Linked DNA regions of Homo sapiens: region 2 is linked to region 1. A link is an interaction called in ENCODE POLR2A ChIA-PET data of the cell type or tissue named here. Cell type or tissue: Panc1. All regions are shown on one strand. Each heading gives the region's core, and the rest is flanking DNA. Links, peaks and the distances in the headings are about the cores only. Region 1 has its middle 30 kb from the start of XLOC_009911. Region 2 overlaps SPPL3 (signal peptide peptidase like 3).

Region 1 (15,524 bases), core at 7,222-11,221:
GTCTTTGAACTCCTGGCCTCAAGCAATCCTCCTACCTCAGCCTCCCAATGTGCTGGGATTACAGGTATGAGACACCAAGCCCAGCCCATCTACAATGCCCAGCTCACATAAACATCTTGATTCAACATACAGAAAACTTCAGGAGGGCATCAATTTTTGAAGAGTCAAGGTGGTCCTATCTAGAATCAACCATAAAGGGAAGGGAGGGAGGAAAAGATGCCTGACACATTTAAGCACTTGCCCTGTGCCACTGTGTTTAAATTATTTCATTCATTCATTCATTCATTCATTCATTCATTCATTCGGAGGAGGAGGAGGAGGAGGAGGAGGAGCCCCATGAGACAAAAAAAAAGGGCTCACCAAACCTATTTCCTCTTTCTGAGCACTGACTGGGTTACAGTTCCTAGCCCCCTTGCAGCTAGAAAGGGACATGTACTTTGCACTGTCAGTGGGCAGAAGGGATGTACCCGCCCACCAGGGCTGGTCATAAAACATCCAGTCTGATCTTTCATGCTCTGTCTGTCTCCTGTCCATAAGGATGAGGGCAAAAGAGTTTAAGATGGTGGAGCCTTATTATGCAAAGGAACCCAATCCCAGCGTCCACTGGAAGAAGACTGCCCAGGACTTCTACCTTCCCGGGAACATCTGCCCAGAGTCCACCAGCTGGAAGAAGACTGCCCAGGACTTCTACCTTCCTGGGAACATCTGCATCAGACTCTGTGGGGTAGGGAAATAAACCTTCATTGTGTTCAGCCAGCGAGATATTTGTCATTGTTACAGTAGTGAGCCAATCCTGATAAATACATGGTATTTGATAGACCCATTTCACAGAACGGGAAAACAGAGGCTCAGTAGATGGAGCTCACACTACTCATAAGTAGTACAACAGGGATTTGAACCAAGCTCTGTCTGACACTAGATATCCCTTTCATTGGTTCTTTTTCTGTTTTTGTTTTTGTTTTTAAGAGATGAGGTCTCGGCCGGGCATGTAATCCCAGCACTTTGGGAGGCCAAAGGGGATGGACCACTTGAGGTCAGGAGTTTGAGACCACCCTGGCCAATATGGCAAAACTCCTTCTCTACTAAAAATACAAAAATTAGCTGAGCATGGTGGATCATCCCTCCAGCTACTTGGGAAGCTGAGGCAGGAAAATCGCTTGAACCCGGAAGGCAGAGGTTGCAGTGATCACACCACTGCACTCCAGCCTGGGCGACAGAGCAAGACTCCATCTCAAAAAAACAAAACAAAAGAGATGGGGTCTTACTCTGTCCCCCGGCCTGAAATGCAGTGGTGCAACCATATCTCATTGTAACCTTGAACTCCTGGACTAGAAGCCATCCTCCCGCCTTGGTCTCCCAAAGTGCTAGGATTACAGGCATGGGCCATCACATCTGGCCTCATTTGCCCTTTTCTTTCTTTAAACAACTTTTTTTTTTTTGAGACAGTCTCACTCTGTTGCCCAGGCTGGAGTGCAGTGACGCAATCTCCCCTCACTACAACCTCCCCCTCCTGGGTTCCAGTGATACTCATGCCTCAGCCTCTCAAGTAGCTGGGACCACAGGCACAGAGCACCACGCCTGGGTAATTTTTGCATTTTTAGTAAGAGATGTCATCTACTCCACTAGAGCCACCGTGCCTGGCCTAAACAACTTTTTTTTTTTTTTTTTTTTTTTGAGACGGAGTCTTGCTCTGTCGCCCAGGCTGGAGTGAAGTGGCACGATCTCGGCTCACTGCAAGCTCCGCCTCCTGGGTTCACGCCATTCTCCTGCCTCAGCCTCCCTAGCAGCTGGGACTACAGGCGCCCGCCACCATGCCCGGCTAATTTTTTGTATTTTTAGTAGAGACGGGGTTTCACTGTGTAAGCCAGGACTAAACAACTTTTTAAAAACTGCATAAGAAGCTGGCACAGTGGCCGGGCGCGGTGGCTCACGCCTGTAATCCCAGCACTTTGGGAGGCCGAGGCGGGTGGATCCCGAGGTCAGGAGATCAAGACCATCCTGGCTAACACAGTGAAACCCCGTCTCTACTAAAAATACAAATAAATTAGCCGGGCGTGGTGTCGGGCGCCTGTAGTCCCAGCTACTCGGGAGGCTGAGGCAGGAAAATGGTGTGAACCCCGGGAGGCAAAGCTTGCAATGAGCCAAGATTGCACCACTGCACTCCAGCCTGGGTGACAGAGCAAGACTCTGTCCCAAAGAAAAAAAAAAGAAGAGAAAAGAAAAAGAAAAAGAAAAAAAGGAAGCTGGCACAGTGGCATGCACTTATAGTCCCAGCTACTCAGGAGGCTGAGGCAGGAAGATTGCTCAAGCCTAAGAGTTCAAAGTTGTAGGATGCTATGATCGCACCTGTGAATAGCAACTGCACTCCAGCCTGGGAAACATACCGAAACCCTATCTCTTAAAAAAAATACCATAAGCTGCATAAGGAATATGTACAGTGTTTCACGTGAATGCAGCCTAATTCATTTAGTCAGTTTCCTATTCCTGCAGGTTGTTTCTGTTTTTTTCCCCACTGTCATAAGCAATCATTCCATGAATATCCTTGTAGCTAAAGATTTATGCATAATCCTTCATTGTTTCTTTGGGATAAATTCTTAGCAATGGAATCTCTGGGTCAAAGTGCTTGCACATTTTTTTTCTTAGGCTTCAGAAATACATATAGCAAATAAATCCCACGTCCTTTCTATTGCCCTATGCTGGTTCCCAAGCGGTTGGCTGATGACTGGGAGGTGCCTTGAGGTTTCTTTGACGTCTCTGGCCTCAGCTGTAGGACAATGGGGAAGTGGACCCAGAGCTGCTGGCTGCATGTGGGTCTATGAAATCAAGGAAGGAAGAAGTCTGCTGGGGAAGCAAGCCCAGCTGACCAGAGGGTCTTTTTTTTTTTTCTTTTTTTCTTTTTTTAAGAGACAGAATCTCACTCTGTTGCCCAGGCTGGAGTGCAGTGGCATGATCATAGCTCACTGCAGCTTCCATCTCTTGGGCTCAAGTGATCCTCCAGCTTCAGCCTCCTAGTAGCTGGGACTACACCCCCACACCTGGCTAGTTTTTTTATTTTGTATTTTGCAGAGAAGGGTCTCACTGTATTGCCCAAGCTGGACGGGACTTAGCCATTTTTGTATAGAGAGCATGAAAAGGGCTTCTTTTTCCAGCTCCATTCATTCATTCAAAAACTTATTAAAGATTATGTATTATTTGAATAGCTAAGCTGTGAACATAGTAAACATTCAGAAGACAGAAGGTATAGAGTGAAAAGTTCCCTTTCCACCTCATGTAGACATGCAGGTTCCCACTGTAGAGATAGCTAATCTCCTATGGATAAGCAAGCCAAAATGTACATATACTTTTTTTTTTTGACTGGTTGTGGAACTGTGAGTTTTACCTTGCTGAGTATTTTTGTAATCCTATGTATATTCTGGAGCTTTTGTCTTTGAAAATGCCTACTTTTTTAAACACAAAGAATAGCATACTATACATACCATTCCATTCCACACCTAGCTTTTTTTCACTTAGCTGTACACTTTGGAGATTGTTCTATATCAGTGCACATCCATCTACTTTGTTCATTTTTTAAATCTTCCTCCTGCCTCAGCCTCCTGGGTAGCTGGGGACTATAGGCATGCACCACCATGCCTGGCTAATTTTTTCTATTTTTTGTAGAGATAAGGTCTCATTGTGTTGCCCAGGCTGGTTTCAAAATCCTGGCCTCAAGTGATCCTCCTGCCTCGGCCTTCCAAAGTACTGGGATTACAAGCGTGAGCTACTGTGCCAGCCCTGTTCATTTTTAATGGGTGTATAGTATTCCATTGTAAAGCCATGCTATGATATATTTAATAATTCTCCTTTCATGGACATTTAGGTTGTTTTCCGTCTCTTGGTATTATAAACAGGGTGACAAGGAACATCCCTCACCAGATATTTATTAGGGTCCCCCAAGGTGCCAGGTAGTGAGTATAAGGTAGAAAATGAGACAGATGAGGTTCCTGCCCTTAGAGAACTTAAAATCAAGTTGGGGAGAGGCCATCAACAGTAGGGCTGGGTGCAGTAGCTCACATCTGTAACCCCAGCACTTTGGGAGGCTCAAGTGGGGAGGACCACTTGAGCCTGGGAGTTCAATACCAGCCTGGGCAATACTGTAACACCTCATCTCTATGAAAAGTAAAAATAAATAAATAAATAAATGAGCTGGGTGGGGTGATGCACACCTGTAGTTCCAGCTACTCCAGAGGCTGAGGCAGGAGGATGGCTTGAGCCTGGGAGGTGGAGGCTGCAATGAGCTGTGATTGTGCCACTGAGCAATGAGCTATGATTGTGCCACTGAACCACATCCTGGGCAACAGAGTGAGACCCTGTCTCTAAAAAAACAAACAGTCACAAAAACAAGTGAAGAATGTAGGGGCGGCAAGTGTGTCGTGCCCTGGGAAGCACTCACAGGATACTGACCCACAGGGGCAGTGCCAAAGAGGGGTTGGGGGTGGGTTTAGCCTTCCTCCCTTTCATTTCCATGAGCAGGAGTAGGGAGGGGAAAGGCTGGATATTGACATGGACAATTTGTCAATCTCATGGAAAGGAAAATATTATCTTATTTCTGAATTCCCTAGAAGTGGAGTCTGAGACAGGCATACACAATTCACTAAGGAGTGAGGGAGAGGAAGCAGGATGGGGAGGATCAGGGTCCAAGCCTCAGGTAAAGTCTATTCTTGGCCTGACCCACACCATGGGGAGGGTGTGCACTGGAGTCTAAACTGCGCCATGGAATCCTCCCACCTTGAGGCAAGGAGGACAGCCTTTTTTTTTTTTTTAGATGGAGTCTCGCTGTGTCACCCAGACTGGAGTTCAGTGGCATGATCTTGGGTCACTGCAACCTCTGCCTCCTGGATTCAAGCGATTCTCCTGCCTTAGCCTCCGGAGTAGCTGGGATTATAGGCATGCACCACCATGCCCAGCTAATTTTTGTATTTTTAGTAGAGACGGGGTTTCACCATGTTGGCCAGGCTGGTCTTGAGCTCCTGACTTCAGGTGATCTGCCCGCCTCAGCTCCCAAAGTGTTAGGATTACAGGCGTGAGCCACTGAGCCTGGCTGAGGCCAGCCTTTTGTACCCGTTTGATGTCATTGCAGGCTGCTAGGCAGGGGAGTGGAATGGAGATGTCGTAACCTCCCAGGAGTGGCAGGGCCCCTTGCGTGAACACAGTTCTCTGGAGAAGGGAGCAGCCAACACTCCTAGCAGCTGGGGAATGGAAGCATCTGCTGAGAAAAAGGATCTGGGCAGGACACCCACAACGTCTTCTACAGTGACCAACAGGTAGCTCCAAGACAAACCCCCTCACTCTGCCCTTCCAACCTCATTACCCACCCCTAGTGCCTCTTAGTGGGAAGATCAGTGAAGGCTTCCCTACCAGTCTGGGCAACATAGCCAGACCCAGTCTCTACAAAAAAACTAAAAAATTCAGGCCGGGCGCAGTGGCTCACGCCTGTAATCCCAGCACTTTGGGAGGCTGAGGGGGGCGGATCACCTGAGGTCAGGAGTTCGAGACCAGCCTGACCAATATGGACAAACTCCATCTCTACTAAAAATACAACATTAGCCGGGTGTGATGGTGCATGCCTATAATCCCAGCTACTCGGGAGGCTGAGGCAGGAAAATTGCTTGAAGCTGGGAGGTGGAGGTTGCGGTGAGCTGAGATTGCACCATTGCACTCCAGCCTGGGCAACAAGCGCGAAACTCTGTCACAAAAAATAAATAAATAATTCACCAGCCTGGTGGTGCGTGCCTGTGATCCCAGCTACTCAGGAGGCTGAGACGCAGAGGTTGAGGCTGCAGTGAGCCGAGATCGCTCCACTGCACTCCAGCCTGGGCGACAGAGTGAGATGCTGTCTCAAAAAAAAAAAAAAAAGAGAGAGAGAGAGAGAGAGAAAGAAGGCCTCCCTGAACCCTGATTTTCCCTGGAGACCTGAAGGATGAAGAGGAGTTAAAGGCAGAAGGGAATAAGGAGCCGGAGAAGCATTCCAAGCAGAAGGCCGGCACTTGCAGAGGGAGGGAGGCAGGAAGGAGGATTGCTCATTTGAGGAACTGAGAGCCAGCCAGTGAAGAAGAAGTGGGGCTGGAGCTGGGGTGGAGATTGTGCTGGGTCTTCAACTTTATCCTCAGGGCACTGGGGAGCCACTGGTGGTTTAGAACACAGGAATGACATGACCTGACTTTCAAAGGACTCCTCTGGCTGCTGTGAGGAGGATGGACCCTGTGTGGGTTAAGGGCAGAGGCTGAGAGTCCAGTGAGGAGGTTAACGGTCTCATCCAGGCAAGCAGTAACCATGTTCACACAAAAACTTATATATGAAAGCTCATAGCAGCTTTATAGTAGTTCAAAAGTGGAAACAACCCAAATGTCCATCCACCGAGGGAACAGAATGTGGCCTATCTGTACAATAGAATCATTCTGACCATAACAAGCAATGCAGCTGGGCACAGTGGCTCATGCCTGTAATCCCAGCACTTTGGGAGGCCAATGTGGGTGGATCACTTGAGGCCAGGAGTTCAAGATCAGCCTGGCCAACCTGGTAAAATCTCATCTCTACTAAAAATACAAACATTAGCCGGGTGTGGTGGCACAGGCCTGTAATCCCAGCTACTCGGGAGGCTGAAGCATGAGAATTGCTTAAGCCTAGGAGGCGGAGGTTGCAGTGAGCTGAGATCGTGCCACTGCACTCCAGCCTGGGCAACAGAGCAAGAGTCTGTCTCAAAAAAAAAAAAAAAAAAAAAAAAAAAAAAGAGGAATGCAGTACTGACACACTGCAACATGGATGAACCTTGAAAACATTCTGCAGAGTGAAAGAAGCCAGACACAGAAGACTGTAAATCGTATGATTCCATTTATATGCAATGTCCAGAATAGGCATCTCCATAGAGATAGAAATTAGATTAGATGTTGACAAGGGCTTGAGGTTGGGGGTGGTGAGAGAATGGGGAATGACGGTGAATGGGTGTGGGGTTTCTTTGGGGAAGATAAAAATGGTTTGGAAGTAGATTATGAAAGTGGTTGGGCAAGTTGATAGCTACACTAAAAACCACTGAATTGCACACTTTAAAAGGGTGAATTTTATAGTTTGTGAACTATATCTCAATCAAAAAAGGAGGAGGAGAAGGAAGAAGAAAAGAAGAAGAGGCTGGGCACGGTGGCTCATGCCTGTAATCCTGGCACTTTGGGAGGCTGAGGCAGGCAGATCACTTGAGACCAAGAGTTCAAGACCAGCCTGGCCAACATAGTGAAACCCCATCTCTACTAAAAATATAAAAATGAGCCAGCTGTAGTGGTGCACACTTGTAATCCCAGCTACTTGGGAGGCTGAGGCAGAAGAATCACTTGAACCTGAGAAGCGGAGGTTGCAGTGAGCCGAGATCACACCACCGCACTCCAGCCTGAACAGAGCGAGACTTTGTCTCATAAATAAGTAAACAAATGAATAAATGTGAGTAACATCCTATATTAGTTTCCTACTGCTGCTGTAGAAATTACCACAAATATTGACTTTACACAAGCTTATTCTCATAGTTGCGGAGGTCATGAATCTGACATCGGTTTTATAGGGCTAGTTCCCTGTGAGGGCTCTGAGGGAAGAATGTGTCCTTGCCTTTTTCATCTTCTAGAGGACCACCTGCATTCCTTGGCTCACATTCCCTTCATCGATCACTACAACCTCTTGTTTCCATCGTCAAATCTGCTACCGCTCACTCTGGTGTGCCCACCTCTTCCAAGGACCTGTGTGATTATATTGGGCTAGATAATCCAGGATAATCTCCTCATCTCAAAAATATTAATTTGATGCATCTACAAAGTCTCCTTTCCTATAATCATAGGTTCTAGAGTTCTAGAGATTAGGACATGGACATCTTTTTTTTTTTTTTGAGACAGAGTTTTGCTCTTGTTGCGCAGGCTGGAGTGCAATGGCGCGATCTTGGCTCAACGCAACCTCCACCTCACGGGTTCAAGAAATTCTCCTGCCTCAGCTTCCTGAGTAGCTGGGATTACAGGCATGTGCCACCACGGCCAGCTGATTTTGTATTTTTAGTAGAGAGGGGGTTTCTCCATGTTGGTCAGGCTGGTCTTGAACTCCCAACCTCAGGTGATCCCGCCACCTTGGCTTCCCAAAGTGCTGGGATTACAGGTGTGAGCCTGCTCCCGGCAGGACCTGGACATCTTTTAGGGGTTATTATTCAGCCTACCACACACTTACCAGATTTAAAATTCTATGATGTACACTTACCTACAGTATCTCATTTAGATACTTATGAGGTGTTATCATTCCTATTTAATGAATGAGAACGCAGGTCTAGAAAGCTTCATTGCTTAGCCACAGTCATATAGTCAAAGAACTAGAAACTCAAACCGGAGTATATGGCCCTAGAGACCATGTAACAGCACTACACACCACTTCTCCTCCACCAGGCTGCCTGTAAATCACGGGCCTTTGGCCTCTCATTTTCTTGTACAACTCAAAAAAAAAAAAAAAGAAGAGGAAGAAGAAGAGGAAGAGGAGGAGGAGGAGGAGGAGTAGGCGGTGGCAGCGCCATGGCTCAAGCCTGTAATCCCAGCACTTTGGGAGGCCAAGGCAGGAGGATTGCTTGACCCCAGGGGTTTGAGACCAGCCTGGGCAACATGACGAGACTTTGTCTCTACTAAAAACAAAAACAAAAAAAACTTGGCTGGATGCAGTGGCACATGCCTGTAGTTCAACTAGTTGGGAGGCTGAGGCAAGAGGATTGCTTGAGCTCAGAAATTCAAGGCTGCAGTGAGCTATGATTGTACCACATCACTGCACTCCAGCCTGGGTGACAGAGCAAGACCCTGTCTCTCTGACAGAGGAGAGAGAGAGAAAGAGAGAGAGAGAAGGAATGAATTGACCTAAGAAGGAAAATGGCTGAATTCGGGATATATTTTGGATGTGGGTTACTTAGGGGACACAGTGGGGCAGGAATTGGTCCTATGTGAGTCCCTGCATCCCTCAAGTGTGCCACTGGAAGAAAAGCAGAAGGAGCAGCAAGTATGGAGCCCATGTCAGGGTGTCACCAGCTCCCCAGTGTGAGCCACTCACAGAACGCAAAGGCCATGCAGTGCTGGGATTCAGAAAGTATCAGATTTCAAGGCCTGTGTGTCCTTGGGTGAGTAGCTTGGCCTCTCTGGGCCTCTGGATGGACTGGGGGCAGCGAGTCTATAAAGCCCTGAGCTGCCTTTCCTGCATTCTCAGCACATTATTGGAACCTGAGTGCATCGTGACAGCCCGGTGTGCTGACAGCTGGCAGAGTCCACACGCCTCTTCTACGCGTGGCTTCAGTGTCCTCTCATAAACCTGACCCTGCCCGGTCAACCCCAGCTCTAAAAAGAACTGTCCAGCCCTAAGTTAGGACAGCATTTTCTCCTCTGTGACTTCACTTCCGTTGCACCCTTTTTTTTTTTTTTTTTTTGAGACAATCTTGCTCTGTTGCCTAGGCTGGAGTGCAGTGGCATGATCTCTGCTCACTGCAATCTCCACTTCCCAGGTTAAAGCAATTCTTATGCCTCAGCCTCCCGAGTAGTTTGGACTACAGCTGCATGCTGCCACCACGCCCGGCTAATTTTTTTTTTTTTTTTTTTTTTGAGGTGGAGTTTCGCTCTTGTTGCCCAGGCTGGAGTGCAATGGCACCACCTCGGCTCACCGAAAGCTCTGCCTCCTGGGTTCAAGCGATTCTCCTGCCTCAGCCTCCCAAGTAGCTGGGATTACAGGCATGTGCCACCATGCCCAGCTAATTTTGTATTTTTTTAGTAGAGATGGGGTTTCTCCATGTTGGTCAGGCTGGTCTCAAACTCCCGACCTCAGGTGATCCGCCCACCTCGGCCTCCCAAGGTGCTGGGATTACAGGCGTGAGCGACCGAGCCTGGCCTAATTTTTTGTGTTTTTAGTAGAGGAAGGTTTTCATCACGTTGCCCAGGCTGGCCTTGAACTCCTCAGTCCAGGCAATCTGCCCTCTTCGGCTTCCCAAAGTGCTGGGATTACAGGCGTGAGCCACCACGCCAGCCCCTTTATAGCATTGTTTTATTTTCATTTCTCCCCTGTGTTCTCTCCCAGCTTTAGCCATCCTTTAGGATGTTCCTCCATCTTCCACCCTCCACTTCCACCAAGGTGCCTCATTCCTGGTCGCCATGCCTCACATTCCTCTCCCTTCTCATGAGTCCTGAAGCACTTTACAGTTCGATTAGAAAACCAGAGTCAGGAGGTCTGGATTTGACATGTGGCTTGACCACAAGCTTTCTGTGTGACGTTGGGCAAGTCATGAGCCTGCTCTGAGGCTCAGTTTCTTTATTCCGATATTGAAAGACAAGAGGGTCAGATACTTGCCCTCACCAAGCTGGATCATTTCGATTAAATATCTAGGGTGGATGTGGTGGCTCACGCCTGTAATCCCAGCACTTTGGGAGGCTGAGGCAGGCGGATCACGAGGTCAGGAGATCGAGACCATCCTGGCTAACATGGTGAAACCCCATCTCTACTAAACATACAAAAAATTAGCCAGGTGTGGTGGCGGGCGCCTGTAGTCCCAGCTACTCGGGCGGCTGAGGCTGGAGAATGGCGTGAACCCGGGAGGCGGAGCTTGCAGTGAGCCGAGATCGCACCACTGCACTCCAGCCTGGGTGACAGAGTGAGACTCCGTCTCAAAAAAAAAAAAAAAAAAAAAATTAGCCGGGCATGGTGGCGTGTGCCTGTAATCCCAGCTACTCAGGAGGCTGCGGCACAAGAATTGCTTGAACCCGGGAGGCAGAGGTTGCAGTGAGTCGAGATCATGCCACTGCACTCCAGCCTGGGAGAGAGAGCAAGACTCCATCTCAAAATAAAAGGAAAGTAAAAAGAAAGAAAGAAATCTCTGGAAACACAAGGTGGGGGGTACCTAGAAAAAGGGATGGTCTAGAATTAATGTGGTCTCCTATGTCCCACAGTGGCAGCAGCTGTTTCTGGCAAAATCCTTAGCGCTGGTTGCAGCCATTCAGCTCCCCTTGGTTTCTGCCAATTTCCTGATCCTATTTCTCTTGCCAATTCTCTAAGCTTCCAGATATCCTTCTAACAAATTTCTTTCTGGCTAAGTTACCCAGAATTAGATTCCATTTTTGGCAACTGAAGCCCCTAATGAGTTCAGACCTTCAAGTGGTCCTGTGATAGAATGATAGAGCCACACGTCTTTCCTTAAATGTGTTATGCCTTTTGGTTGTGCATGTCTTGTGAATCTTCTGCTTTCAACCTTCTCTCCCCAGAAACAGGGGTATCTTGAGGGTCTAAACACAGTACAAAACTCAAAAACAGCTGTCTTATAGGCCCAGAACCCTTCCAAACATCATGGAGGATCTTTTAGTTCGGAGGGTCAAATTGTCAGCCTGATAGAGCTAGCATTGGATGTGCTTTGTCTGGAAATATATTAAAGTTTCAGATTCCCAGATTTTCTTGAAAAATCAGAAGATCTGGCCGTACCTACCCACAGTCCCACATAGCAACATTCAGCTGAAGTTGAGTGGAACCTACCCCCTTTAGATGGGATGTGACCACTTCACTCATTTAAATAATCTATTTGGGGACAGGTGCAGTGGATCACACCTGCAATCCTAGCTATTCAGGAGGCTGAGGCAGGAGGATCACTTGAACCCAGGAGTTCGAGGTTACAGTGAGCCGTGGTTGTACCACTGCACTCCAGCCTGGGCAACAGAGTGAGACCCTGGCTCAAATAAATAAATAAATAGTTTTTTTTTAATTAAATTATTTGAATCCAGGAGGCATTTGAGTTTGCACCTCTTGGCCGGGCATGGTGGCTCAAGCCTGTAATCCCAACACTTTGGGAGGCCGAGGTGGGTGGATCACTTGAGGTCAGGAGTTCAAGACCAACCTGGCCAACTTGGTGAAACCCTGTCTCTACTAAAAAATACAAAAATTAGCCAGGCATGGAGATGCGTACCTGCAATCTCACCTACTCAGGAGGCTGACGCAGGAAAATCACTTCAACCTGGGAGGCGGAGGCTGCAGTGAGCCAAGATCGCTCCATTGCACTCCAGCTTGGGCGACAGAACAAGACTCTGTGTCAAAAAAAAAAAAAGAGTTTGCACCTCTTGTTTAGATGAGTAGAATGTTGCGGGTCATGCCTTGTTTTCCTTGAGCCTGTCTTTGGAGGCCACAACTGGGCATGGGATGTGGCTAAGTGAGAGGAGCACAGGCCCTAGCGTCACTGGAGAGCTGTGTAACCCTGGGCAAGTCCCTTAACCTCTCTGAGCCTCAGTCTTTGCAACTCTGAAATGGAAATAATAGTTCACAGGAATGCTGCGAAAATTCAATCAGGTCCATAAAGTATGATACAGAAAAGTAGGTGTTCACTAAAAGTTTATGAAAGAGGGGATTCTGAGATCTTACATTTGGAAGGACCCAGTGGGATGCTTCGCTCATAGTGAGTGCTTGAGAAATGTTCATTCTCTTCCCCTGATTTTTTTTTTTTTTTTTTGAGACAGAGTCTCGCTATGTCACCCAGGCTGGAGTGCAGTGGCACCATCTCAGCTCACTGCAACCTCTGCCTCCCAGGTTCAAGCGATTCTCCTGTCTTAACCTCCAGAGTAGCTGGAACTACAGGCGCATGCCACCACATCCAGCTGATGTTTGTATTTTTAGTAGAGACAGATTTTCACCATGTTGGCCAGGCTGGTCTCGAACTCCTGACCTCAAGTGATCTGCCCACCTCGGTCTCCCAAAGTGCTGGGATTACAGGCATGAACCACTATGCCCAGCCTCTTCCCCTGTTTTTTGTATTGTTGGGCAGAGTTCTTGGGTTTTTATTTTGCTTTTGGCTGGGCCAGGGCGGAGCAATCACACCACAGTGCCCTTCAGAGGGGTCCTATGGGCTCTGGAAAGATGCCCCCGATAGCTGTGGAGATGGAATATGAGTGGGTAGGCACGACACTGTGTGGAATGTGTGCAGCCATCCCCCTGAGTTACGTGGGACCCACAGGCTTCCTGGGAAATAAATGACATCATGTCCGGTGTCTGAACCTGGGATTCGGAAAACTCCAAACCAGCCCAACAGGTTTGCCAGGTACAGACAGAAGTTGCAGGGGCGGGAGGGGATGGGGGTGCTCCAGGAGAAAACTGCAGAAGGAAGACACCCAGCCCGCCTGACTTGAGGGCTGAGTCTGGAGATTGGAGAGAAGGGGGGTTCCAGAAACAATCTGAGGCTGTGTTTGAACCCCCAGATTCAGCCCCTCCTCATCCTCCCATAGCCTTCACTGCTCTGAGACGAAGAGGGCTCACTTGGGGCCCAATCCACTCTTTCACAGAGCTCAACAGAAGGCACTGCAGGGGCTGGCTGGAGAGAGGGGTCAGGAGTAAGCGTCCGAGAAAGACAGGCCCTGGAGGGAAGTGGGCCGTGGTGCAGTGCCTGAGACCCACAGACAGCAGGCAGAGGGCCTTCTGCCTGCAAAGAGCAGCTCTAGCCACAGCTGAAGCAGCCCCTTCCAGACCTAGAAGGAGCCCTGCTGACAACCCACAGCCCCATCGGAACCCAGAGCATTCCTGGGATACTTGGTGAAGGGAACCTGTGTGGAAGACAGGACTTCCTTCCTACTGGCCTAGATGTGGGTGTTTGGAGCATCAGGACAGAGGGTGTGGCTGTAAACAGGGCCCCTTTACATATATATATATATATATATATATATATATATATATATATATATAATATATAAAATATAGATAATATAGATATTATATATAATATAGATAATATACATAATATTATAATATAGATATATTATAATATTTATAATATATGATATATCTATATCTAGATATATCTAGATATAGATATATCTAGATATAGATATATCTAGATATAGATATATCATATATTATATATATCTATAATATATAGATATATTATAGATATATATAATATATATATCTATAATATATAGATATATTATAGATATATATAATATATGATATATCTATAATATCTATAATATATGTATACTATAGCATATATGTATAATATATGTATAATATATAATATATAATATATAATATATAATATATCTGTAGTATACATATATAATATCTATATTATACATATATTATATATAATATAATATATCTGTATTATACATATTATATATAATATAATATATCTGTATTATACACATATTATATATAATATAATATATCTGTATTATACATATATATAATATGATATATCTGTATTATACATATATTATATATGATATATCTGTATTACACATATATTATATATGATATATCTGTATTACACATATATTATATATAATATATCTGTATTATACATATATTATATCTATCTATATTATATATAATATATATTATATCTATCTATATTATATATAATATATTATATCTATCTATATTATATATAATATATTATATCTATCTATATTATATATAATATATTATATCTATCTATATTATATATAATATATTATATCTATCTATATTATATATAATATATATTATATCTATCTATATTATATATAAGATATATTATATCTATCTATATTATATATAAGATATATTATATCTATCTATATTATATATAAGATATATTATATCTGTCTATATTATATATAAGATATATTATATCTATCTATATTATATATAAGATATATTATATCTATCTATATTATATATATTATATATTATATCCATATTATACATATATTATATATAATATATCTATATTATATATAGATATATATAATATAGATATATTATATTATATATTATATATTATATATTATATATAGTATATGTATAATATAGATATATTATACGTAATATATATAATATATGTATAATATAGTTATATTATATATATAATATATGTATAATATGATATATTATATTATATATGTATAATATGTATTATATATGTATAATATAGATATATTATATATAATATAGTATAATATAGATATATTATACTATATTATACATGTATAATATGATATATTATACATGTATAATATGATATATTATACATGTATAATATGATATATTATACATGTATAATATGATATATTATACATGTATAATATAGATATATTATATATAATATATATCTATAATATAGATATATTATATATTATATATTGTACATATATTATATATAATATATTAATATACATATATTATATATAATATATTAATATACATATATTATGTATAATATATTAATATACATATATTATGTATAATATATTAATATACATATATTATATATAATATATTAATAATATACATATATTATATATTATATATTATACATATATTATGTAATACATATTATATTATATTATACATATATTATGTAATATATGTTATACATTAATTATATAATATATAATATATATTATACATATATTATATAATATATATTATATATTATACATATATTATATAATATATATTATATATTATACATATTATATAATATATATTATATA
Region 2 (15,524 bases), core at 6,196-10,195, 83 kb after region 1:
TTTTCTGGTATGTTTTTATTGTTTTTACAGATGCTCTCTGCCTCCCTTTCTCTCTTTTTAAAATAATGACTTTGAGATAAAACCACAGTGCTTTCCTGTTGTTCATTTTTAATGAAAATTAATTTTCTTTCTTTTTAAATATATATTAAGTTCCAGGATACATGTGCAGGACGTGCAGGTTTGCTACATAGGCAAAGATGTGCCATGGTAGTTTGCTGCACCTGTCAACCCATCACCGAGGTATTAAGCCCCGCATGCATTAGCTGTTTATCCTGATGCTCTCCTTCCACCCACCCCTGTGACAGGCTCTGGTGTGTGTTGTTCCCCTCCCTGTGTCCATGTGTTCTCATTGTTCAGTTCCCGCTTATGAGTGAGAACATGTGATATTTGGTTTTCTGTTCCTGTGTTAGTTTGCTGAGGATGATGGCTTCCAGCTCCATCCATGTCCCTGAAAAGGACATGATCTAATTTCTTTTTATGGCTGCATAGTAGTGTATATGTACCACATTTTCTTTATCCAGTCTAGCATTGATGGGCATTCGGGTTGATTCCATGTCTTTGCTATTATGAATAGTGCTGCAATAAACAAACACATGCATGTGTCTTTATAATAGAATGATTTATATTCCTTTGGATATGTACCCAGTAATGGGATTGCTGGGTCAAATGGTATTTCTGCTTCTAGATTCTTGAGGAATCGCCACAGTGTCTTCCACAATGGTTGAACTAATTTACATTCCCACCAACAGTGTAAAAGCATTCCTGTTTCTCCACAGCCTCGCCAGCATCTGTTGTTTCTTGACTGTTTAATAATCGCCATTCTGACTGGTGTGAGATGGTATCACATTGTGGTTTTGATTTGCAGGAAATTAATTTTCATAAACTGAGAGAGAGAAGTGGGCAGGAAGACTTTAGCTTTCTGGCTCTAGAGCTCCCTCTTTTGACTTTTCTGGTGGAGGGGAAGAGGGAATCCTAGCACTTTCAGACATCTGGTCATTACTCTTCCTGGTTCTTTATTTGGGCCACCTTCTTCCTTTTCTTCTCCTGTCTCTGTTCTGCTGGATTCTGTTCCCAGTAGTTTCTCCTCAGTACAAGACTTTGTCCTGAAAGAGAGCTTCAGATGGTTAGCTTTTAGTTTAGAGGGTCCCTATCACTCCATCCCCTTGTACAGGCCATAAGTTGGAATGTACAGAGCTCCTTTAAAGTTCAACTGCTATTCCTAGTTCAGCTCACCTTGCTTGCCAGTACCTGTTGTCTCATTTGGGGTTTTCCTAATTTCAGATTCATCAAATACCCTGTTGCTTCCCTTTGCTGCTTCTCACACAGATGGCAATTGCACACCAGTCTTTAGCAGTCAGTAGTTTGTCCCCATCTGCTTGTCTTTTGGGTTTTGTGAGGCTACCTGATCACTTAGCTTTGTTGTAGGTGCAGATTTTCAGTTTTGCATCCAGATTGCTCAATCTGTTTTTATGGGAAAATTCAGGAGGATTCAAACCAACTATGCCCTGAATGCTGCCGTCGTTCCAGAATCTTGTCCCATAGTTAAATTTTTATTTTCGTTTTTTGAGACGGAGTCTCGCTCTGTCTCAAAAAAAAAAAAAAAAAAAAAAAAGATGAAAATTGTTCATCTCCACACCAGTGGCCAGGGGGCTCAGTGAGTAGCAAGGGTTCATGTTCTGTGTATTCTTCTGCTCTGCCCTCCAGCATGTTAACCTCACCTCTAGGCTTGCTGCGCTGCTGTTTGCAGGACAACTGCAACATTTCCGAGACATCACATCCTCAAGACCACAAAAAAAGAACCTTCTCTTCTTTGTGTTTCTTTTTTTTTTTTCTTTCAGATTAAGGGAAATCTTTTCCTTCTGTCTCATTGGCCAGAATTGCATCATAAGCCTAAGCCACAAGGGGACTGGAATCTGCATTTAGGTTTGTGCTGTCCAGCAAGGTAGCCACTGGCCACATGGGGCTATTTAAATTTAAGTTCATTAAAATTAAGTACAACTACAGATTAAGTTCCTTAGTTGCACTCACTGCATTTCAAGTGCTCAGTAGTCCCATGTGGCTAGTGGCTACCTGATTGGACAGTGCTGTAATATTACTAGAATGTTTTCATGATCACAGAGTTCTGTTGAACAGTGCTGGCTTACATTAATCACGATTCACTCCCTGGGCCTTTTCAGAATTGCATTTAGTCTTGAGATTTTCTCAGGTGCATTCCAGAAAGCATGTTCATGGTGAACAGCCACAGAATCTGACAATGAGACCACCCCATGTGGCTCTGGGGCTTCAAGTACACCCCCATTCATTTGCATGAGTGAAATAATTTCTCTGTGTAGGAGAAACAAAAAGGTTGTTTTACTGCCAGAAAAAGTACTGAACACATTTCTGAAGTACTGTTTTTCTTTTCTTTTCTTTTTTTTTTTTGAGATGGAGTCTTGCTCAGCTGCCCAGGCTGGAGTGCAGTGGTGCAGTGGCACGATCTCAGCTCACTGTAACCACCATCTCCCGGGTTCAAGCGATTCTCCCGTCTCAGCCTCCCAAGTAGCTGGGATTACAGGCAACTGCCGTCATGCCTGGCCAGTTTTTGTATTTTAGTAGATACGGGGTTTCACCATGTTGGCCAGGCTGGTCTTGAACTCGTGACCTCATGTGACCTGCCTGCCTCGGCCTCCCAAAGTGCTAGGATTACAGGCCTGAGCCACAGCGCCTGGCCTGTTTTTCTTGAGACCAGTCATTTTATTTGAAAATTAAGCTTTGAGGTCATAGTGCTAAATAGCCAGGGCCTATGATTTACTTGACAAAAATTGTTTTTTATACATTTGTCAGTTTCTAATTGGGTAGTTGGAAAATGCCAGGAAACTATTATTTCTGTTCATTTTTTGTGCTATATGGAATCTGTTATACTGAGGGGATGTACTTTATAAGTTATTAGTACAAGGATTAATCACTGATAGTCCCCTTCTCTCGTCATTCTTGCACTCTGTGGGGTCTAGTGATCCATCCATACAAGGAGAAGAAACGGTGGCTGGAGGGATAATGAGTTCCCTCTCCTCTTTCCTACACACTAGAAGTAGGGTCAGGAAAGCCCTGCATGCTTCTTCCTTCCCTGTCCCTTCCCTGCCCCTTGTGGAGGGTCATCATGAAACAGTTACATGCAGGTGCTATAAAAATCCTGGCGTGTTCTTTGGTCCAAATAGTGATCTTGAATGTCATAAATATAAGAATATTTTCATTGCACTGTTTTTCCTCAGTTGAGCAGGTTTTGATTATAACAAAACAAATGCCCCGCTTTGGAAACACTTGGTAATGACTGTTATTTAAAAGGAGTAGGAATAATAGGAAGTTAGCTTCTTCTTGTTGACCTTTGGAAAGGTTTGTAACTTCATGATGCTTCCTTAGACTTTGGGGCATTCAGGCTGACTGAATTTTAGACCCAATTGACAGTCATTTTTGCTTGAGTCTTTTTGAAAATCTTTTTAGTATTATTAAAATGGTTTCTTGCCTTAATAAAATATACAGAATATATAATTTAACATGTATTTGGCTTTGATAGCACCTCAGGCTCTTGTTCATCAATTATTGTTTTAGTGATTTATAGGTGTAGCTGTTGCAAAAGGAAGGTGGTCACACAGCACATAGCTGCCATGACTTAAAAAGAAAAAAGACCTGTGCTGTTGGCTTGCTTACTTCTCCATTGTATGTTGGCAAGACTAGATTTACTTAGCATCAGACTACTAGAGTATGTATATAGATACATATAATTCAACACTTATCACCAAAACAGTTTCTTGAGCATTCTAAAATTGTTTTAGGGGTGGACCATGTTTACCTCCCACTGAATGTGGAGAATTTTTTAGGTGCTTCATGGTAAACCCTTGGCTTTTCTGATTTCCTTGGGTCAGTTTCCTCTGCCCACCTCACAGGAGGCTGCCACATGTGTTCTTACATTTACTCCTTGAAGAGCCGTCAGTAAAGGGTACATTGATAACTTGCACAGTCATGAGTAATTCAGTTTGAGTAGCTAGGTTTATCCTGTTTGGGGAACTGACTGTCACTGTGGGGTTTTCTTCTCCCTCTGGCCTTTTTTTTCCCCGTGTGTGTGTGTGTGTGTGTGTGTGTGTGTGTGTGTGTGTGTATGTGTGCGTGTGTGTGGTGGTGGTGGTGTTTGTTTTCATGTGGTTTTGGGTTTGGGTTTTGTTGTTGTTTTTTGCTATTCCAAATACAAATTCATCTCACTTGCTTTCATAATATATTCAGTAGTTTTTCTGAATTGCTATGAAAATGTGAATTTTATCTAAAACTGATTTTTAAGGTATGGTCTTTGGACTAGTAGTAGCATCTGTATTGCCTGGGAACTTTTTAGAAATTTATGAATGCTTGGCTCTGCCCCAGATCTGCTGAACCAGAAACTCTGGGGTAGGTACAGCGATCTGTGTTTTAACAAGTCCTCCAGGTGATTTGGATACACCATCAGCTTTGAGAATCACTGGTCTAGAAGATCCATGAATTTAATCATTTTGAACAAATGCTGAAACTTCCTTTCCATGTGCTTTGGTGTGCATCATATCTTCTTCTTAGTCTAAAATTTATATCAAAAGAATTAGGAATACTATGGTTTGTTACAGCTTCTTGTTTTGCTACTATTGTGTACATTTTTAGAAGTTACTAAGGAAAAAATTTTACGTTTGGTGTCAGATGTTTGTCCATGTGACATTTGAATGAGTAAGTGCAATTCCTTTGGGCAGATAAAAATGTCAGTGTACTTTATTTGTCTAACAGGAATTCTCTGCTTGTAGATGTAATATAATATAGTTCTGTAGACTTAGAAATCAAATATTTACCATATACATTTTCCTTCATTTGCTTGCCTTAGGAAAAAAAGTGGATGAGCAGATAAGATGATGGTAAAGAATATATCTTTAGGCCGGGCGTAGTGGCTCATGCCTGTAATCCCAGCACTTTGGGAGGCTGAGGCGGGCGGATCACCTGAGGTCAGGAGTTCAAGACCAGCCTGGCCAACACAGTCAAACCCTGTCTCCACTAAAAATACAAAAAAATTAGCCAGGCATGGTGGCGGGTGCCTGTAATCCCAGCTACTCGGGAGGCTGAGGCAGGAGAATCGCTTGAACCCAAGAGGTGGAGGTTGCAGTAAGCCGAGAATGCACCACTGCACTCCAGCCTGGGCGACAAGAGTGAAAATCCATCTTAAAAAATATATATATATATATGAAATATATATGATATGTATATATTATATGAAATATGTATTTCATATATCATATGTATATATTATATGAAATATATATTTCATATATGTATATATGATATATGAAATATATTTTATATATAATATACATAGATATAATATATGAAATATATTATATGTATATTATATATAAAATATATTTCATATATGTAAAATATGTATATTATATATGCATATATTTCATATATGTAAAATATGTATATTATATATGCATATATTTCATATATGTAAAATATGTATATTATATATGCATATATTTCATATATGTAAAATATGTATATTATATATGCATATATTTCATATATGTAAAATATGTATATTATATATGCATATATTTCATATATGTAAAATATGTATATTATATATGCATATATTTCATATATGTAAAATATGTATATTATATATACATATATTTCATATGTAAAATATGTATATTATATATGCATATATTTCATATATGTAAAATATGTATATTATATATACATATATTTCATATATGTAAAATATGTATATATAAATTAATATATATGATTATATAAATATAATAAAGATATATATCTTTAATAGAAAATGTCAAATTGGCATGTAACTATGTGCGATGACAAACTGGGAGTTTCCTAAATTATTTGTCTGAGCCCATTATATGGAGCTTCAGCTATGCACTTTGCATAACAGAGAGCACACTTTCGTCAGAGCAGGAGTGTACAAGCAGTAATGTGAGGAGCGCAGGCCTGCAGGTTCAAACTCGTGGGTATCACAGAGTATTTTTAACCTTCAGTGAAACACAATGACATCTGTTAGATATCATACAAACTAATAGCTTAAGGTAGTTCACAATTCAGCATTAAATCACTAAATTCCTTTTGATGATGCCATATCTTTGCAAAGCTGGGATTTTGGCCATTGCTGTGAAATAAAAGCAGTACTGTTTGAAAATCAGTGTGAAACGGGCCAGGTACGGTGGCTCACGCCTGTAATCCCAGCACTTTGGGAGGCTGAGGCGGGCAGATCGCTTGAGCCCAGGAGTTCAAGTCCAGCCTAGGCAATGTGGTGAAACCCTGTCTCTACAAAAAATGCAAAAATTAGCCAGGTGTGGTAGCGCTCACCTGTAGTCCCAGCTACTCAGGAGGATGAGCTGGGAGTATCACCTGACCCGGGGAGGTCAAGGCTCCAGTCAGTCGTGTTTGCGCCACTGCACTCCTGCCTGGGTGACAGAGTGAAACCCTGTCTCAAAAAAACAAAAAAGAATGTGAAACAGGAAACGAGAGTGGCAGTGTCCCATCTGATTCTAAGATTTGAGAAGTGGTGGAGTGCCCAGAAGCTCCTGAGCTATTAGGACACAAATACTGCTTCGACTGAACAGAGCTATTAGGCATTTCTTTTGGCCTCAGGTATGCCACAAAAAAAAAAATGACTGAGATTTTAAGGGAGCCATGACCTGAGAACATTTGAGGAATCTCTGATGTGGGCTACTTTTTTTGGTAGATTGCAGTTTGGACTATGAGTATGATTTTAAAAAAAAACTGTATGAGAAAATGAGAGGCCAAAGGCCAGTGATTTACAGGCAGCCTGGTGGAGGAGAAGTGGTATGTGCTGCTGCTACATGGTCTCTAGGGCCATATGCTCTAGTTTGAGTTCTAGTTTTTTGACTATATCACTGTGGCTAAGCAATGAAGTTTCTAGACTCGCGTTCTCATTCATTAGGAATGATAACACCTGGTAAGTATCTAAACGAGATACTGTAGGTAAGTATACTTCATAGAATTTTAAATCTGGTAATTGTGTGGTAGGCTGAATAATGACCCCTAAAACATGTCCATGTCCTAATCTCTAGAACCTATGAATATAGGAAAGGAGACTTTGCAGATGGCATCAAATTAATATTTTTGAGATGAGATTATCCTGGATTATCTGTGTTGGCCCAATATAATCACACAGGTCCTTGGAAGAGGTGGGCACACCAGAGTGAGTGGTAGCAGATTTGACGATGGAAACAAGAGGTTGTAGTGATCGATGAAGGGAATGTGAGCCAAGGAATGCAGGTGGTCCTCTAGAAGATGAAAAAGGCAAGGACACATTCTTCCCTCAGAGCCCTCACAGGGAACCAGCCCTATAAAACCGATGTCAGATTCATGACCTCCGCAACTATGAGAATAAGCTTGTGTAAAGTCAGTATTTGTGGTAATTTCTACAGCAGCAGTAGGAAACTAATATAGGATGTTACTCACATTTAAAAAGGGAAAGTGTTTGAAAAACCCTAACGTCCACTGTCAAAAAACCTAACATTCTTTCATTCTTTTTCACAGTATGAAATCCAGAATAGCAGCATTTGGCTTTTGTTTTTTTTTTTTTTTTTTTTTAAAGGCTGGTCTCACTATGTTGTCCAGGCTGGTCTTGAACTCTTGGGCTCAAGCAGTCCTCCCACCTCAGCCTCCCAAGTAGCTGTGCATTCATTTGGCCTTTTAGACTTCCTTACAATGCGGCATAAACTTCTGTGGTGTAGACATGTTGAGATTTACTTTGGCCTTAACAGATGGCTCTAGAGACTTTGAGGAAGTATTTAGATTTGAAAGGGGCAACAGAGAGGACTCATAAACCTCTGGAACATCTAAGATGTGTGTCTCTGGAAAGCCTAATTTTATGGGAAGGGTTTTTGGAACTGAGTTCCCTTGGCAGCCCCTAGAGTTACCTTTTACCAACCATCCATTATATTTCTAAATCTAGCTGGTCCAACAAGTTGCTTTAGAACAGTTTCTCCAAGCCTAATGTGTTTTATATTTGCACTCCAGAGGGTAGTATTTCAGAGCCTCTCAGGTGCAAACTTGGGGTTTTCCATGGCCGGGTGACTCAGCTGAGGAAAACTTCTGACCAGTGACTGCCTGTTTGTATCTACACACTCTGTTAGGAATGGTTATTTTTACTGAGTCCTTGTCAACATCCTGTCAATCCCAGATTTTCCAGTAGAAATACTTCACGCTAGAATTATGTCTTTATAAAGCAGCAGCTGTCACAAAGAAGTGGTAAGGCCTGAGGACATGAGAATTGTAGGGGGAGGGTATGTGTGAGAAGATCCAGAACCTGTAACCCAGAGTGGTTTTTAGGAGTCTCGGATAAATAGGATTTTCCTGGTCCCAAAAGGTAAAGACTACATGTATTGTGCACTAGTCAAGCTTCCTCATAGCTAACTAGCATGCCTGATAGAAGCTAGAAATTTTCTTGGACATATTTTCAGATGCCACGTGCAAAAATCACTTCGTACAGAGTATATATTGATCTGTTTTTTAGAGCTGTTTGGATTTTCTAAGTAAAATTCAAAGGAAATCTTCTCAACATGTCTACATTTTACCTGTATTTGCTATATCTTGGTAACCTTAGGCCATTGCTAGTATAGATAGATCATCCTGTTTCACTTGCCTCTGTGGTGGCTCATTAATCTATTCGTATCTACTTAAACAATAGAATGTCTTCAGAAATTGTGTTGCCAGTTGGCTACAACTTTGTAGAAGTTGGTATTGATTACCTGAAATTATTTTTTACCTTTAGAGTACTGATTTAGATGCTTGTTAGAGTTGAGCCCATCTCTAATAACTTTGTTAGAGGGAAAGAGAGTATCAGGTAAAGTTTAGGTTTAGTTTTACTTTTTATTATTATTGTTTTCTTTTGTTTTTTGTTTTCTTCCTCTGGTTTTAGAGGGAGGATCTCTGTTGCTCAGGCTGGAATGCAGGGGCGTTGATTATAGCTCACTGCAGCCTTAAATTCCTGGGCTCACGCAATCCTCCCATCTCAGCCTCCATGAGCATGTCTAAGAATATAGACATGTGCCACCATGCCCAGCTAATTTTTAAATTTTTTGTAGAGATGGATATTTACATAGTAATCAAGTTTGTATTACATCCTGGGCCTTGAAAGATGGCCAAAAAAAAAACCAAAATTGAGTGTTACACAAATCACCTGTAGCTTGCTCATTGATCATTAGTGTTATTACACTAAAGTGATAAAAAGTAATTTATGCACAAATTTTTAAGGCATTTTTGTCCTTACTATTTTCTTACACATTAGGTATAATGAGCTATGGTAAAAGAGCAGTAATTTAAAGCATCTGTGAGAAATCTAACCTTTCCTTTTGTAACCTTTTGGATTTAATTGTGATTTTTGAGAAATGGAACAATCAGTAGTAGTTATGAAAATTGTCAATTTGGCTTATGTTAAATATATAGATTAATTTATAAGTCCATCGAAAATATGCAGATGACTAAAATAATACAGCAATTCTAAAATAATACTTGTTAGATAGACTAGCACTTTCTGGGGTGTGGCGGGGGCAAGTAAGTTAAAGTAAATCCTTGCCATTCTGTTAATGATACCACTATTCTCAGTCATTAGATTGGACAAGAAATAGCAGTTTTGGTATTCCACCCTTCTTGGGCTCCCTGCCATGTTCAAGCACTTTAACTTGAGGTCTTAATTCTGTGATTGTGAGAATAACTCTAGACCCATGGTGTCCCTGTAGTCCTCAGTGCGATCTTATGGCTGTGGTTTGGCCTTTCTTCTGACTCCTTGAGATATATCCTGATCCTGTACATTAGAAAGTGGCTGTTGGAGAACAACACTGCAAATACAACTTTGCTTATAGTTGTATTTAGTTGCTTATAGAGCAACCTTGAGATTCTGTCAGGGCAGTGCTAGTGAATTTCCTCTCCCTTTAATAGATTCGGCTGCTGAGTTCATCAGAAGCTGGTAAGTAGTGCAGGTCAGAATCTGCTCTTACTTGTGCACATGCACCACCACCACCTTATCTCACACCAGTGTGATGAACAAGACTAGATTTTGTTTTAAGTTTTACATAATGCCTTACTTCCCTTTTTCTGTCACCAGACATTCAGCCACTTATAAAAATCACTCTCTCCCCAAACTTGTGATTATCTCCTTTCTCTCGGTAGTTAAAATGAGCACGGTTCAGATTCAATGTGGCATTTTGAAAGCCAGGGGACACACCCAGGGTGATTATGGTACTCAGGTACAGGAGAACAGAAAGACAGTTCTCTGCTATGGAATATTAATTATAAATATTAGCTCCCTTTTTACTAGATTCAAAGGCAGTTCAGTGGTTACTTTAAACCAAGGCCAGGTGTGGTGGCTCACACCTGTAATCCTAGCACTTTCGGAAGCCAAGGTGGGAGGGTCACTTGAGCTCAGGAGTTTCAAACCGTCCTGGGCAAGAGAGTGAGACCTGCCTCTACTTAAAAAAATAAAAAATAAGGCCAGACTTGGTGACTCACGCCTGTAATCCCAGCACCTCGGGAGGCCAAGGCAGGCAGATTGCTTTGAGCTCAGGAGTTCTAGACCAGCCTGGGCAACATGTTGAAACCTTGTCTCTACAAAGGATACAAAAATTAGCCAGGTGTGGTGGCACACACCTGTGGTCCCAGCTACTTGGGAGGCTGAGGCTGGAGAATTGCTTGAACCCAGGAGGCAGAGGTTGCAGTAAGCCAAGATCACACCACTGCACTCCAGCCTGGGTGACAGAGTGAGACCCTGTCTTAAAAAATAAATAAATAAATAAATAAAAATAAACTGAATTCATGTTTCCACCTTCCCCAAAGAGACGCTAAATTCTTCTTTTTCCCTCTCTAATTAGTGTTGAAATTGATGTTACATCTCCCTTTCTTCTGGTTTATTTTGTTTGAATTTATTTTTTCTCTTTTCCTTACGTTTGGTTTTATGCATAATGAAGTTTGAGGCTATTGGTGCAGGTATTCAGTAACATAAAACTTCATTTATCTGGGTTTATAAGTCAGAATCCTATTTCACTTCTCCCTGAGCCTGAGGGGAAATCTTAGAAAAGTCTATTGAGATTTAGTTATAATAAACATACTACTTAATTACTGCACAAGCTTAACCACAGAGTTTGCTGTCACAATATAAACACCCAGATGAGGGCCTGAAAGAAACCTCCACACTCCCACCCACATGAACTCTGTTGGGTGTTTTCTTCCTGCCCTCTATCTGGCAAACAAAAATATGGAATCTGTTCCAAGAATTTCTGTGAAACCAGTTTAGAACTTTATAAATGGCTCAACTAAATGCTCAAAACATGACTACTTCTATTCCATTTTGCCAGCTTTCCACAAGCCATTTTTTTTTATTTTAAAAAAGTGATTTTTCTTGAGAGCTTTGTTATTCTTAAAAAATTTTATCTAATTTGTTGCAAGTTTTTAAAACTCCAATTTTGAGACTTCTCTTTCCACTCTTAAATAGCATACACTAAGTAAGCAGATCAACCGTAGCTTACTGTTTTACTCTCCATAGCTTTTATAGAATAAAACATGCTCAGGCTCTAAAATTCTAAGGTAACTATTTTAAATGGAAATACTAGCAGCTATGCAAGTAAACCAGACACTGTCGATTATTTCGTCAATTTAAAACAATAAAATTCCCTGCTTTTAATATAATTGAAAATCTATTTAAAGAGCCCAGCATATATCTTTGATAAAATTGCCATGCTAAACAAATATGTCATTACTGTGCATGTGTTGGAAATGAATTTATGAAGTTAGAAAATTATTTTATTGTTACTCTTGGAATGTCCCTACTTTTCAATTATTCAGTCACTTAAAATATTTACTGAGCTCTTGTTATGTATGTGCCAGGCACTGTTGTAACAGTGAATGAAGCATCAAGGCCCCTGCTCTCACAGAGCTAACCCTAAAAAAAATATCAGTAATGACAGGACTTTGAGACCAGCCTGGCCAACATAGCAAAATCCCATCCCTACTAAAAATACAAAAATCAGCTGGGCGTGGTGGCATGCACCTGTGGTCCCAGCTACTTGGGGGCTAAGGTATAAGAATCGCTTGAACCCGGGAGGCGGAGGCTTGCAGTGAGCAAGATTGCACCACCGCACTCTAGCCTAGGCATCGGAGCAAGACTGTGCCTCAAAAAAATAGATAGATAGATAGATAGATAGATAGATAGATAGATAGATAGATAGATAATGGATTCTAAGCAATTAAAATAGTAATTGGGGTGGCTCTGAAATTAGGTAGGCAGAAAATGCCTGTCTGAGAAGGTGACATTTAAGTTGCTGTCTGAAGAACAAGAAAGAGCCAGCCCTGGTGGGAGCAAAACAGTACCTGGCTCGGAGCAGCAGCCACTGAGGTACCCTTCCCAGCGTCCTTCCACCTGTCCACAAGCATGGGGAACATAACATCTTTGCCAACGTCTTCAAGGGCCTTTTTGACAGAAAAGAAATGTGCATCCTCATGGTGGGCCTGGATGCTGCAGGGAAGACCACAGTCCAGTACAAGCTTAAGCTGGGGGAGATGGTGACCACCATTCCCACCATAGGCTTCAACGTGGAAACCATGGAGTACAAGAATATTAGCTTCACTGTGTGGGGCGTGGGCGGCTCGGACAAGATCCGGCCTCTGTGGTGCCACTACTTCCAGAACACACAGGCCTGATTTTTGTAGTGGACAGCACTGACAGAGGGCGTATGATTGAGGCCTGCGAGGAGTTCATGAGGATGCTGGCCGAGGACGAGCTCTGGGATACTGTCCTCCTGGGGTTTGCCAACAAGCAGGACCTCTCCAATGCCGTGAATGCAGCAGGGACCACAGACAAGCTGGGACTGCACTCCCTTTGCCACATGAACTGGTACATTCAGGCCACCTGTGCCACCAGTGGCGACGGGCTCTATCAAGGACTGGGCTGGCTGTCTAGTCCGCTCCGGAACCAGAAGTGAATGCGACACCCCTCCCTCTCACTCCTCTTGCCCTCTGCTTTACTCTCGTGGCAAACACTTGGCTCCAGTGTGAGTGCAGAAGCTGCCTCCATGGTTCGGTCACAGTGTGCATCACACTGTGCTGTAAATGTGGCACATGCAGCCTGCAGCCAGGCTTTTTATTCAATGTAAATAGTTTCTGTTTCCAATTAGGCAGTTTCTGTTACTCCTGTGCAATATTAGTCAGCTTTTTTTTTTTTTAATTGTAAAAAGGAAAGTCAACTTTCTGTTCAGTGCTGAGAGGGGATGTAGGCCCGTGGGCCCTTGGCCTCCGGGAGTCGCTGTGTTGGGAGTGCTGGGCATGCCCTTGGCTTTAGAGCTCTGTTGAGATCCATTTTGGTGGTTGGTTTTTGTCTTTTGCTTAAAAAAAAAACAAAAGCCAGCCATAAAAAGATCATAGGAAGCACATTCTAAGCAGAGGGAATAGTCCTACGGTGGGAATGAGTTGGGTATTAAAAAGCAGAAAGAAGACCAGTGAAACTGACATAGTGTTTGTATTGAGAAATCAAAGGGCACTCAGCCATGTGTGTGGGGTGTGGGGGGCAGGCAGTCGGGAAAGAAGGGTAAGATTGAGATCAGATAGGTAGACAGGAGCTTGGGTTTTATCAGCACGATGGGAGGCTGTTAGAGGATTTTAAACAGGCACGGTAATGCACTTCAGGCATAAAGAATTGGTTGTGTGTGGGTTGAGCGAAGGAGAATGGGAGTAAGACTAGTTAGGAGACTATTGCAGTAGTGTAGTTGGTAGTGACTTGAATTAGGGTGCTAATAACGGGGAAACAGAAGTGGAAGGGTTTAGGCTATGTTTTGGAGGTATGGTTCATTTACTTGTGCTGTAGATTTTGCCATTAATGCTAGGGTGGATGGTGCCTTTACAGAAACAGTGAAAACTGGGGGGAAAGCAGGTTTTTGAGAAAAATCGAGAGTTCTATTTTGTCCATTTTAAGTTTAAGATACCTATTAGCCAATTGGAGATATCAAATTTGCAATCAAATATATGACTGGCATTCCAGGAAGAAGACAGGGCTACAGGTGTAGGTTTATGATTAAGCAGCAGAGAACAAATGTTTTGTTTTGTTTTGTTTTATGTTATGTTATGTTATATTTATTTTTGGGAGGAATCTCGCTCTGTTGCCCAGACTGGAGTGCAGTGGCGCGACCCTGGCTCGCTGCAACCTCCGCCTCCCGGGTTCAAGCGATTCTCCTGCTTCAGCCTCCCAGGTAGCTGGGGTTATAGGCGCGTGCCACCATGCCTGGCTAATTTTTGTATGTTTGGTAGTGACGGGACAGGGTTTCAACTTGTTGGCCAGGCTGGTCTCGAACTCCTGACCTCAAGCGATCCACCCACCTCAGCCACCCAGAGTGCTGGAATTACAGGCATCAGCCACCCCGCCTGGCCTGAGAACAAATGTTTTGAAACCATTGGACTTTCTAAGATAACTGGGGAAATTGTGTACACTGGGAAGAGGAGTACACCTAGTGCCCTGGGAACTCTAGGAGAAAGGATCTGGCAGATGTGACTGAGCAGGAACAGCCAGTGAGGTGGGAGGAAACCAGTAGATGGTGATGTTGGAGAAACCAAAAGCTGAAAATTTCAAGAAGGAGGGAGTGTCAGATGCTACAGAGAGGTTAAGTTGAATAACAGCAGGAATATTGGCTTTGAGCATCAGTCATAATCTTGACACGCACATTCTCAGTAGAGTAGATATGAATGGGTCAAGGAGAGAATAGAAGTGAAGGAGACGGTGATTATAGGCAAGTCTTAAATCACAAAAGATTGTATCAAGAATAGATGTAACAGGTAATTGTGTTTTCTAAGACAGAATGGGGATAGCAAACGTACTTTTTATCTAATGTGAATCTATAGAAATGTCACTCTATGTTATAACTTGTATATGTATACCTCCTACCTGTGAACCCAGACATGTAGCCCTACTGTGATCCGTTCACTGTGAACACTGTTGAATGAAGCATAGGCACAGAGGTCCTCTTGTATCTGCATTCCTGGGGATATACTAACTAACTGAGTCTACTAGTTTGAGGCTGTAATTTAATACATTTCAACCTAGAAATAGTGCAAAATGTATAGTTGAAGTTGTTTTGTATGTGTACTGCCTCCTCCAGTTTCTAAGTCACTAATCAGCAGGTCCTTCTGCATTTTAAAAATGGCATTTTTTTCTATTAACTATGCATGTTTGTTAAGGCCTCTGTTTTCAATACTGTGTGCTGTGGTCTGAATGTGTCCCCTCCCTCCACCCACCCAATTCCTATGTTGAAACCTAATCTCCAGTGTGGTGGTGTAAGAGATGGGGGCCTTTTGGTAAGTGATTAAGTGATGAAGGCACAGCCCTCGTTAATGGGATTAGTGCCCTTATAAAAGAGGCCCAAAAGTGCTTGTTAGCCTATTCTACCATGTGAGGATGCACCGAGAACCTGCCATCGATGAAGCAGAGTGAGTCCTCACCAGACAGAATCTAC

What was found. Peaks named below come from ENCODE experiments on the same cell type or tissue, not always from the same donor. Only the 100,000 strongest peaks of a DNase experiment are listed, where the experiment ranks them.
Region 2: POLR2A ChIA-PET joins it to region 1 with 10 read pairs; 7 of 35 experiments call an interaction of 5 or more read pairs at or near these places.

The regions. Positions count from the first base shown.
Region 1 is chr12:120,926,956-120,942,479 of GRCh38, reverse strand. No RefSeq gene overlaps it. Among named protein-coding and RNA genes, the nearest start is that of XLOC_009911, 30 kb to the right of the region's middle. RefSeq lists a silencer at 13,380-13,674 and an enhancer at 13,041-13,848. In Panc1, for the core only: no CTCF peak of the experiment used is centred there; no DNase peak of the experiment used is centred there.
Region 2 is chr12:120,842,592-120,858,115 of GRCh38, reverse strand. The region is part of intron 1 of SPPL3 (signal peptide peptidase like 3); the gene reads left to right. It also overlaps the pseudogene ARF1P2. Among named protein-coding and RNA genes, the nearest start is that of SPPL3, 54 kb to the left of the region's middle. In Panc1, for the core only: no CTCF peak of the experiment used is centred there; a DNase peak (open chromatin) is centred at 8,165; H3K27ac peaks cover 973 bases.